Linked DNA regions of Mus musculus: region 1 is linked to region 2. The links are chromatin loops, found by intact Hi-C in ENCODE. Cell type or tissue: heart. All regions are shown on one strand.

The links. Peaks named below come from ENCODE experiments on the same cell type or tissue, not always from the same donor. Only the 100,000 strongest peaks of a DNase experiment are listed, where the experiment ranks them.
Region 1: a loop joins it to region 2, with 2.4 times the contacts of the local background. A loop is called at or near these places in 2 of 42 quality-filtered maps.

What each region holds. Positions count from the first base shown.
Region 1 is chr8:109,914,657-109,919,656 of GRCm38, reverse strand. The region is part of intron 9 of Phlpp2 (PH domain and leucine rich repeat protein phosphatase 2); the gene reads right to left. Among named protein-coding and RNA genes, the nearest start is that of Marveld3, 45 kb to the left of the region's middle. In heart, a CTCF peak has its summit at 2,145 (motif pointing right); no DNase peak of the experiment used is centred here.
Region 2 is chr8:109,704,840-109,709,839 of GRCm38, reverse strand. Zfp821 (zinc finger protein 821) reads right to left here and starts at 4,294. Exons shown (of 9, transcript NM_001167946.2): 1 at 3,977-4,294; 2 at 3,421-3,483; 3 at 1,696-1,811; 4 at 313-429. The coding sequence starts at 352. In heart, a CTCF peak has its summit at 2,776; DNase peaks (open chromatin) are centred at 2,799 and 4,349; H3K4me3 peaks cover 2,502 bases; H3K27ac peaks cover 1,785 bases.

The DNA.
Region 1 (5,000 bases), 210 kb before region 2:
TTATAACTTGAAAAATTAATACTTAGATTTTTAAAAAGCATTTCTTTTTAATTACATGTATGTGTGTGGCATGAACATACCGTGCAGGAGTCCCCAGAGAGCAGAGAAATTGGATCTCCCCGGAGGTGGAGTTAGCAGGTAACTCTGAGAGCCTCACACGGGTGCTAGAGACCTAACTCAGGTCCTCTTTAGGAGCTCTGAGAACTCTTAACCACTGAGCCATCTCTCCAGGACAATATCTACATTTTTGGTAAAAATAACGTCATTTTTAATTGAAGTATAACGCAGCTAGAGAACCAATCCTAAGTGTATGGATCAGTGAAATGGAACAGCAGTGAGCTAAGGCTCAGACCATCCCCAAGGTATTGCCACCTCCTGAGCATTTCCTCATCTCCTCTTCTAGCCACCACACACTCAAACGTACCACTTTCTACCCTGGTTACAAACAGCAGACAACACCTGCCAGTTATAAAACCAAACTTTCCTCCATGCCCCACCCAACAGGAGGTTTCTGGGTAGCCCAGGTGGCTTTGAACTCATAATCTTGCTTTACTTTCCCAAATACTGGGAGATAAAAGGGTCCATGATGGCTGGAGATGGCAGCTCGGTCGGCCACATGCTGGCTGACCCAGCACGGAGGAAGCCCTGGGCTCTAACCAAGCACTGCATGAACCAAGCACGGTGGTGCACATTTGTAATCCCAGACATACTTTGCTATCTTCTCTTTCATTTTGAGGCAAGGTCTCATGTAGCCCAGGCTGGCCTTGAACTCACTATGTACCTGAGGATGGCCTTGGACTCCTGAGTCTCTTCTCTTGCCTTCCTGCATATGCTTTGGTCTGACTCCACATTATGCTCTGTTCACACTATTGCATGTGGTTATATCTTTTGAATGTTCTTTGTGTGTGTGTGAATATGAAACACATCTGAGAGATTCATTCCTTCATAGGGCTCTGAACAGGTTTTGAACTTTGTTAAAATGTTATAATACCTAGCAAAAATCACTACTAGTATTAATGATGTTACTTAAATTCTTACTGTAAGCATCCCTTCTAATATTTGTTTTCTTGTAAAAAGGGAAAAGTGTTGGGAGATAAAGCAATTTGGTGTCTTAACTGGCAGATGCTGGACTCTCCCTTGCTGCCCCCGACTGTGTTAAGCAAAATGATTACCAGTCAGCCAAATGACTTTAGGCCAGCACCGACCTTATGACCATACCAGGAAACCTAGAGGAAATATATGACAACTGTGCTGCTATTTACTGCAGCTTTTAAAGGGGCTCCTGAGGCGACATCCTCAAGCCAGGGCTGTTTCAAACAGTTTATATGTGACTTTTTCCTGTCACAAGTCTTGATGAATCCTAGATGTCTCTATAACCACTCCCACCTAAGCCAGAGACACTTAACCCTAGTGGCCTAGCAGAGGGACCATTAAGAGTGGTGTAAATACAAACCTTCCTTCGCATGAGAGGTTTGCTGTGACTGGTGTGAGCAAGCTTTCTGCTCACTTGATGAGTCAGCTGGAGCCACAACAATTAGCTCTAATACAAGATTTCTCTCGAGTTATTTTTTTCTTGCCTCCCTTACCAGAAGAGGCTAAGCTGGTTACAGAGAAAGCAGCAGCAGGGACAGTGGAGCTGCGGTGGTGGCTGAGGCAGCACATCAGGACATTGGAGCATGCTAAGCTTAAAGATGACAAAACTGTCTTCTTGAGAACTGAGGAAGAAGCTAAGGAGAGCTACAAGCTTGAAAGCCCGCAGGGCAGCAGTAGTGGTTTCCTGGGACGTGGACTAACAAGAGGCAGCTGAGGAGCAGCCAGGCCAGGGACAAGGATGGCAGAGGAAGTACAGAGAAAGCAAAAGAGGGTAGAAAGCTAATCTGGAACAAAGCAGGGGCTATAAAGAGGCAGAAAAAAGCACCTGCAAGCCCTAGTTGCTGGAAGAATAGCAGCAAGCTATTAAGTCTTCAGACATCCCAGGTCTGGAAGCTATAACAGTGGCTGCTATCAAGGGATGAGGACTCCTGACATTTAGGTCTGTCTAGAAGCTACAATGCCAACTGCTGCTGCAGGCCGAGGAATCCTGACTTCCTAGGCAGTGCTTCACCTGCAGGATTAAGGGCTCTACTACAAAGACCTATGTAGGAGTTGTAACACTAGAGGGAGCCACCAGGCCTGGCTACCCAACTCACTGCCATGTCATGAGGTACAAAAGTTGCTGAAGCCAGCACTCCTCCTCGTCTAGAGGTGGTTTCTAGGTGGTAGAATGTAAGGACCCTGACAGCCGACTGATGGCAAACACTCCATGACTACTTAATGTAGGGCTGCTGGGCACGTAGGTAGGGCTGCTCCAATTCAGAGTGACTATGAATCTATCATCCACACACATGTGAAGTGATCTATGCATAGATGATGAATATGAACCAAGAGAGGAACCTCAGGCATATCAATACACAGTGCCAGTTAGCACTCAAGACATTGTTGTTATTGTTGTTTTGGCTTTTCTAAGGGTAGTGGTAGGCTGAAATAGAAATTGACTTTGTGTCTCAAGCTAGCCTGAAACTCCTGATCCTCCCAAGTACTGGGATTACAAGTGTGGCCACAGCACACAGTTTTTACTCAACAAGCTCTTTTTTATTATTACACTTACTTATTTATCTCTGCATGCATGTATGTCTGTGTCTGTGTCTGCATGCGGTGACATATGGTGGCCAGAGGACAGCTTGTGGAAACTGGTTCTCTCTTTCCACCCTGTAGGTCCAAGGGACAGAACTCAGGTCGTCAGGCTTGGCTGTGATAAGTTCTTTTACCTACAGAGTCACCCTGCAGTCCTGCTCAACAGTTAGACCTGATTCAGGATTCATCTGAGCCATGAGTGAACCTCCATAACATGATGAAAGACAGAAAACGGAAGTCTCTAGCAACATATTCCAACACAGAAAAACAAAGAAAAAAAAGCAGTTTTCCGCCATCATCAGTTAGCTCTTACACACTGATGCCTGACTTGTATGCTTTGCCTTAGCACCAAGAGGCAAACATTTCCCTGAATGTATCATTTGTGGTACAGTTTTAACCTAGAACATGCTGTTTCTGTGTTTAGGCTTTGGTATAACTTACACAGTACACTATGATCATGCAATTTTGTTTCTTAGTCAAAAACTGCTTCCAAGGCTTATTTGCACCAGTACGCAAAGCTTTAGTCCATCCATTTCCGCTATTGTACAAAATCTACCATGTAAATCTATCATTGCTGATTGACCCATTTTCCTGTTAACAGTCCGACGTTTTCACCACAACACAACACAACACTGTGACAATCCTTCTGTGTGTAGGTAGCTCTGTGATAAATGGCAGCAGGAAATCACTGTTCACACAGCTCTGCCACTTCTCTGACATGGTCACCTTCTCCTGAGGTGGTTTCATTCAAATTCTCACTGGCTATAGTGAGGACTCCAGGAGAGAGATACCAAGTCTAGTCTCTGGTCACACTTAGCACGTCCCCCTTCAAACTGAGGATGATAAAGTAGTTAAATTGTCATTTCTGGCAGTTAGTGAAAGTGAACACGTTTCTTTTCCTTTCCTTCCTTAAACACAGAAAACTGCCAAGCATGGTAAGTACACCTACAATCCCAGTACTTGAAGGCTAAGTCTGAAATCAACTTGGGTGGTACAGTGAAACTTCCTTAAAACACTAAAACCTAAACAAAATACATAACAAGCCTAACTGGTAAAGAACTCTCCATAAAAATGGCTTCAACATCATGAGACTGTCTCAAATAGACAAAACAGTGGTCTCTATACACACAAGGCCTTTTACCCTGAAAAGCATTCCCACAGACCATCTCTAGTTGCTGATGAAGCTAATCTCTGCTCTAAGTCATCCCACGTTGTATGAAGCAGAGTGGTTTTTCAGGCTGTGAACAGCAGCTTTGACTCCATTTTGAGGAAGAAGGATGCCTCCAGCCCCTGGGTAACCCAGGTACCAGTCACCACACATCCAGCACAGGCTGATAAATGACTTATTCCTGGGGACCAAAGAGAGCTACCCTGTAAGTTTATTGGGATTAATTGAGACTGTAGGGGCATATGAACATATTAAAATCACATCAAGAAAACTAGGCCCAATAACTTATTGGACATGTCAGGCCAAGAAAAGGGTATGACTCACTTATCTGGAACCCATAAAGGTGACAGACATTAAACACTGTGATGGTATGGGCTTCATACCAACCTACCATCTGATTCCTGGTGTGTGTGTGTGTGTGTGTGTGTTTGTGTGTAGGACTAATGCCTCCCCTACTACTCCTTGAGCTTCAGCTCAGGTAGACCCCATTCTTTATGTAGTCTGTGACTACCTGTTTGCCTTTCTGGACCTGGACCTGCCTGACATGCTGTTTCCTGCTCTTAATCTGTTCCTGACTCTCTGTCTATGGTTTTGCTCAGCCTTTCACCTTGCAGCTGAAGTCTGTCGCTTTGCTCTCAAACCTAACTACAGCAGGTCTCTCCTGGCATTCGTCTGGTTCATTACCTTATTAATACAGACTCTCTGAAATCTCTTAAATTCTGCAGCAGCCTCTTTAGCTTATTTTCATTCTATAAACCACATATATGCATATATACATATGTACTGGCTACTATATGGCATGAGAGTTTGTATTAGTAATTAAGACTGGAATAAAAGAACTTGGATTCACTGCAGCCAGACTACCAGGTTATATGATGCTTCTGTCCGTGTGGATTTTCTGTCACTCTGTCACTGCTACACTCACTGTAGAGAGCACAGTCACTGTAGAGAGCACACTCACTGTAGAGAGCACTGTCATTCTGTTTCTGGCACGTGTGCTCCCTACACTCCTGGGACAGGGTCTGTTCATTCACACTAGAACTCGGAGCGTGTGCTGCTCCATGCGGGCTGAAAGCAATCCTCTGTGCTTTGTGGACTGGAACAGTGTCTTGCTCCTATAATTTAGACACAGCAACATGAAAACAGTGACACAGAAACT
Region 2 (5,000 bases):
GCTTATATGTTTATGTTTCTTCTGTATTATAGTTTAGTTATGTTTTATTGCTTCACAGCCTTGACACCTAATATACTTTTTCACAAAATAAGTTTCCTGTAATTGTTCATATTAAAGATGAATCAAACACATATACATACCCCTTGGGCAAGTTAGACAGCACTCTAGTAACTTTATACTTCAAATCCATACTGGGAATCTTTAGCCCTTTCTCCCCCCGCCCCCCAACAAATGAGTGTGAGCCTCTCCCCCAAAACTCAGGCTCCTCTTTCATTCCAACCCAGGTTTCAAAAGACAAAGCCCAGTACTCACAGTGAACTTTATTTGGGTTTGTCTGTTTCCTACGGGACATGTTTCCCTGATATCCAAGCTCCGTTCTTCCCCAGTTTCACCCCTGGACAGGTCACTACCTCCTCGTACGGTGCTGACCTGCAATAATAAGAAAATAAAATAAAATAAAATAAAATATTGTTAGCCTGTTATTCTTCCCAGAAATTATAAAATTAGAACATTTAAGGATCTTAAAAAATACTTCTTGAGCATATAAAACTCACTAGATATAAATAACTAAACTAATGAAATGAAAAAGGTAACTAAATGTCTAACTCAAAGTCAAGGACCAAGAAACTCGAGAGGCGACTACTTATGAGACTTCTTCTATAAAGCTGTCTTTGGGATTCAGACTACTACTAAGTGGTCGAAGTCAAGAGCACTGGATAGAAAAGGATGCAAATCCGGGCAATCAAGGTTAGAAGTACTGTGGGTAAAGGGATTGCTCCCACGGATGTGAAAGAAAGCAAAAAGACAACAAACAATGACCTGTAGTGGCTGACCTGGCACATGTGCAACTGGAAGTCAAGACCTGGAGTCTGTATCTCTAGAAAGTTTTCTAAGGAACGATGCTTAGAAGCAGCAAGGGTATCACTTATCTGCAATAAGGCCGAGGCATGATGATACAAGAGCAAATCAAACTTCCACCACTTAAGACACGCTCTCTGCAGAAAAGTAGATGCCTCTCACATGGTGGAGTACTAATTCAGTCTCCTAATGTACAACTCCAGCTGGCCCTGCTCAGATGGGTCTGAAGAGGTCAAAAGTCATAATCTAGCCTCTTCTCAATTTTGCTGTGTAGCAAGAGACCAGTGAGGAATAAAGGGCGAAGCGCCCTATACAAGAGGAGCAGCAGAGATGTGCAGCTGCCCATCTGATAGACGGGCAGGCAAATTCTCAAACCTGGAGGTTCCTTGTTAACCACAACACTGGTTCTCAGCCATAAGCAATGTAAGAGACTCTGAAGTGGGTTAGTTGCAGAAGCTGTGGCCTTTTCTCTACAAGACAGAGTGAGGACTAGGGATGAGATATATTGGCAGAGTGCCTGCCTAGCATGCATCAGACCCTGGGTTCGATTCCCAACACCACAAAACAAACACAGCAGAGTGAACAATGTAAATGGAAAAGGTGAAATTCTGTTTTCTACCTAAGTTAGGGATGTGGGTTTAGTCACTCCCTGGTTCTTTTTAGTTCTCGCTGTCTTAAACTGGGCTCACATATAGAAATATATAGTTCACCGCTTTAAAACAAACTGCTAGATGTACTGTGCACTCCAGTTAAGGAAGCTCACCTGATAATGCCAACCTACTCCTCTATGTAGCTAGAAGGCCCTCAGACCTGTAATCAGATCCTGCCTCCCCTTACCAAAAGAAGAAAGAAACCGCAAATGGCAAAGACAGGCCTCCACAGGAAGTGGCAAGGAAGCAGCTTTCAGGCAGTCTTCTATCATAGCTGCATACCAAACACAGTTCTTTTCAGACCTTCAATTAAAAAAAGGAAAATAACTCCTAATATGTACAACAGAAAGAACAATTTTAGAGAGCAGCGTCCTGACATCTAATAAAAGGGGATGTATTCTCTGGTTCTCTTTTTCTTGGAGAGTCTCATGCATCCTAACTCATCTTGAACGGGATATAGAGCCAACAGTGATCTTGAGCTTCTGATATTCCTGTCTCAACACAGTACAGGCAGGTGCAGTACCTGCCTCCATACCCAGCCTTCCATGGTGCTGGGGACTGAATCTAAAATTCTGTGTACGCTAGGTAGGTCTTTGTGCATAGTGGGCAAGCACACTACTGACTAAGCTACACCCCCAGTTGTAGGGGGTAGTCACTCCTTTCCCCTGCCTCTACTCTTTTTTGGAGATTGAGTCTTAAGGTACAAGAATTCAAACCCCTTGATTCAATGACTCCCCAGCCTCAGCCTTCTGACCAATGGGATCAGAGGTATTACTACGCCTGGTTTATTCTCCCTACTTTTTTTTTTTTTTTAATTTTTCGAGATAGAGTTTCTCTGTATAGCCCTGGCTGTCCTGGAACTCAGAAATTCGCCTGCCTCTGCCTCCCAAAGTGCTGGGATTAAAGGCGTGAGCCACCACACCCAGCCCTCCCTACCCATTTTAATATAGGCTCTGACTGAATATCACACGTTAGGTCTTTCTCTGTGTCTGGGGACTCCCAAAGTTGAAAGCTGAATGAGATGCAGACTGCCAATCTTTCTATACTTCTCTACCATGTAACAGAAAACAAATGATATCTCATCTCCATTTACCCCCATAAGGACCAGGAACCGAAGCTCTGCGACTGAGGTAATAAAGTCTGTTTGAAGGAGTGCCAGGCTCTATTTAGATCATCCTGGCAAGACACTGGTTCAGTAAGAAAGCTACAAGGCACAGAGAGGAAACCTGCAGCCACAGCTGAACCACTGCCTCTCATCAGCCTCCTAGTGGCCCAGTGGGGAACTGACCAGATGGTCCCTCCTGGGACTTCACACCTGAGGGATCCAGGCAAAATAAACACACACCCTCCCTTAGCACAAAACAAAGCCAAAGCACAAGAATTCAAAAACCCACTAGAAAGAAAAAGTCCAGAGGAGGGGGGGAAACCATGGAAAATAAGTAAGGAGACAGACAAATGGCACGGGGAGGCCACTCCTGACCCAAACTGCACAATATCTGAGGTTAGTTTTATAGGTTGTAACCCTCTTAAAACAAGACCCCATAAGTACAAAAGGTCACTTGGTCCCTTTTGCTTTCAGCGCTGCCCAATTGTGAAACTTAAGCTCGGAATGTAATTGGATAGCGAGCCGCCTGAGTATCTTCTGCTCAGGGAGGAACCTGGGAAGAACGGGAAACTGAGGATCGACCTACAAGGGATGCGACTTTTAAAGGGAGTAGGGGTTTTTGTTTTTGTCATCTATAGAGCCACAGTCAAGAGTCCTTGGGAAGGATGCACTGGCCCCCACCCCCTCATCCTGCCTCTGCTCTCACAGGTGTTAGGATGCAGCTTCCAGGGCACACACACTACAGATGTGCGTGTGTGTGTGCGCGCGCCCTTTTCCAGCCTTAAAGAAAAGAGGGTGCACTCCCACCTCCAGCTCTGATGAGGTTCCCACGAAGCAAAGTAAAGTCGCCCGAATCCGAGTGATGTGAAGCTGCCAAAAGGGAGAAGAGAAAGACAATCATACAGCCATTTCACTGTGCCCGGGTCCTCTCGGGTCGGCGCTGGAGCTGGGGTGTGCCATCAGTTGAGAGGGTGTCTCTCTGGCTTTTCCCAACAGGGGCAGAGGTAAATCCCAGGTAATTAGACTGGAGCCAGAGGTCTCCCTACGCGTTTCTGACCAACCCACAGACGACCACTTAGCCTCCTCCGAAATCTAAATTTAGTAGCTCCTGGGCCAGCCCGCCCGCCCGCCCGCCCGCTCCAGGACGGCAGGGGCCCCCCGCCCCGTCCGCTCTCCCACGCCCATCCTCCCCTCCCCCAGCTCCACCCCAGCCTGTCAGACGCCGGCCCGCGAGGCCCGCACCCGGCCGCCGCCGCAGCACCCAGCCCGCCCCTCCCCAGGAGCGAGCAAACAAAAGGCGGGCGGCGGCGCGGGCAGTCGGGAGCTACGCGGGTTGCCGACTCCCGGCGCGGGGGCGCTTTACCCGCAGCCTCGGCGCTCCGCGTCCCTGGGCTCCGCCTCCGGACGGACAGACCGCGGGACAATGGGCCCCGGCCGCAGCTCCAGCCGGCCGGGCCCGGGCTCTCTGGGACCCGGCCCCGGTGGGCAGAGGGTGGCTGCGGGCCGGGCTGGCGGCGGGGAGGCGAGGGGCGGCGCGGCGGACAGACAAAGCCAACGGCAGACAGACGGACGGAGGGGGGAAAAAAAAAAGATGGCGACGCGGACGACGGGAGCGCGCGGTTCGCGCTCTCGCAGCGAGTGGGGCGCGTGCCGGAGCCTCACCTCTCCTCCCGCCGCCGCCCCGACCCCTCCCGGCTCCCGAGGCGCGCGCCTGGCGCTGTGGGCGGGGCCTCGGGGGAAAAGGGTCCGGGAAGGCGGGGCTTAGGGAGCATCCAATCGCGGGCGTTCCAGAGGGGCCCCGCCCGCGATCTGGTCCTGGCGACGCGGAGCTGAGCATCTAAAGAGCTTTCGGAGGTGTCCTGACGTTTCCGCGCACCTTTAGAGCGGGTGAACTCCACTCAGCTGTCATCTCCCCGGCTGGTTTCCTCTCCCAAAGTCGAGTTCAGCCACAGAACCCACATCCCCCAACCACAGCTCCGCCGCAGGCTTCCCCCTCCGTAGCCGAACCTGGGCCAACCATCCCGTAGTCACAAACCCTCTTCACTCCCACTTGTCCCAAGGCTTCTTCAACTCTCGAGGCATTTAAAGTAAAGAAAGAGGGCCCACAGCTTCTGTGGGAGGGACTAAGCTATCAGGTGGTCACAGACACAGGACCTAGGTAGCTTGTGGTCCTTGTTGCTATCTAAGGGTGTTTGGAAAGGCTGAACGTGGTTCAACTCCGTTCTAACGCGACTCCTGTTACTGTCCGCGTCATTATTTCTCCGTTGCTCTCCCTTCTTTCCCCTTATTTGGGCGGAAAACCCATACCTACCCCTGAAGTCTCTCCGTAGAGAAGTAAAAAGAGGAGCCCTGTTTTAGAAGGCCCAACTTTCAGCCCCAGCTTTGCC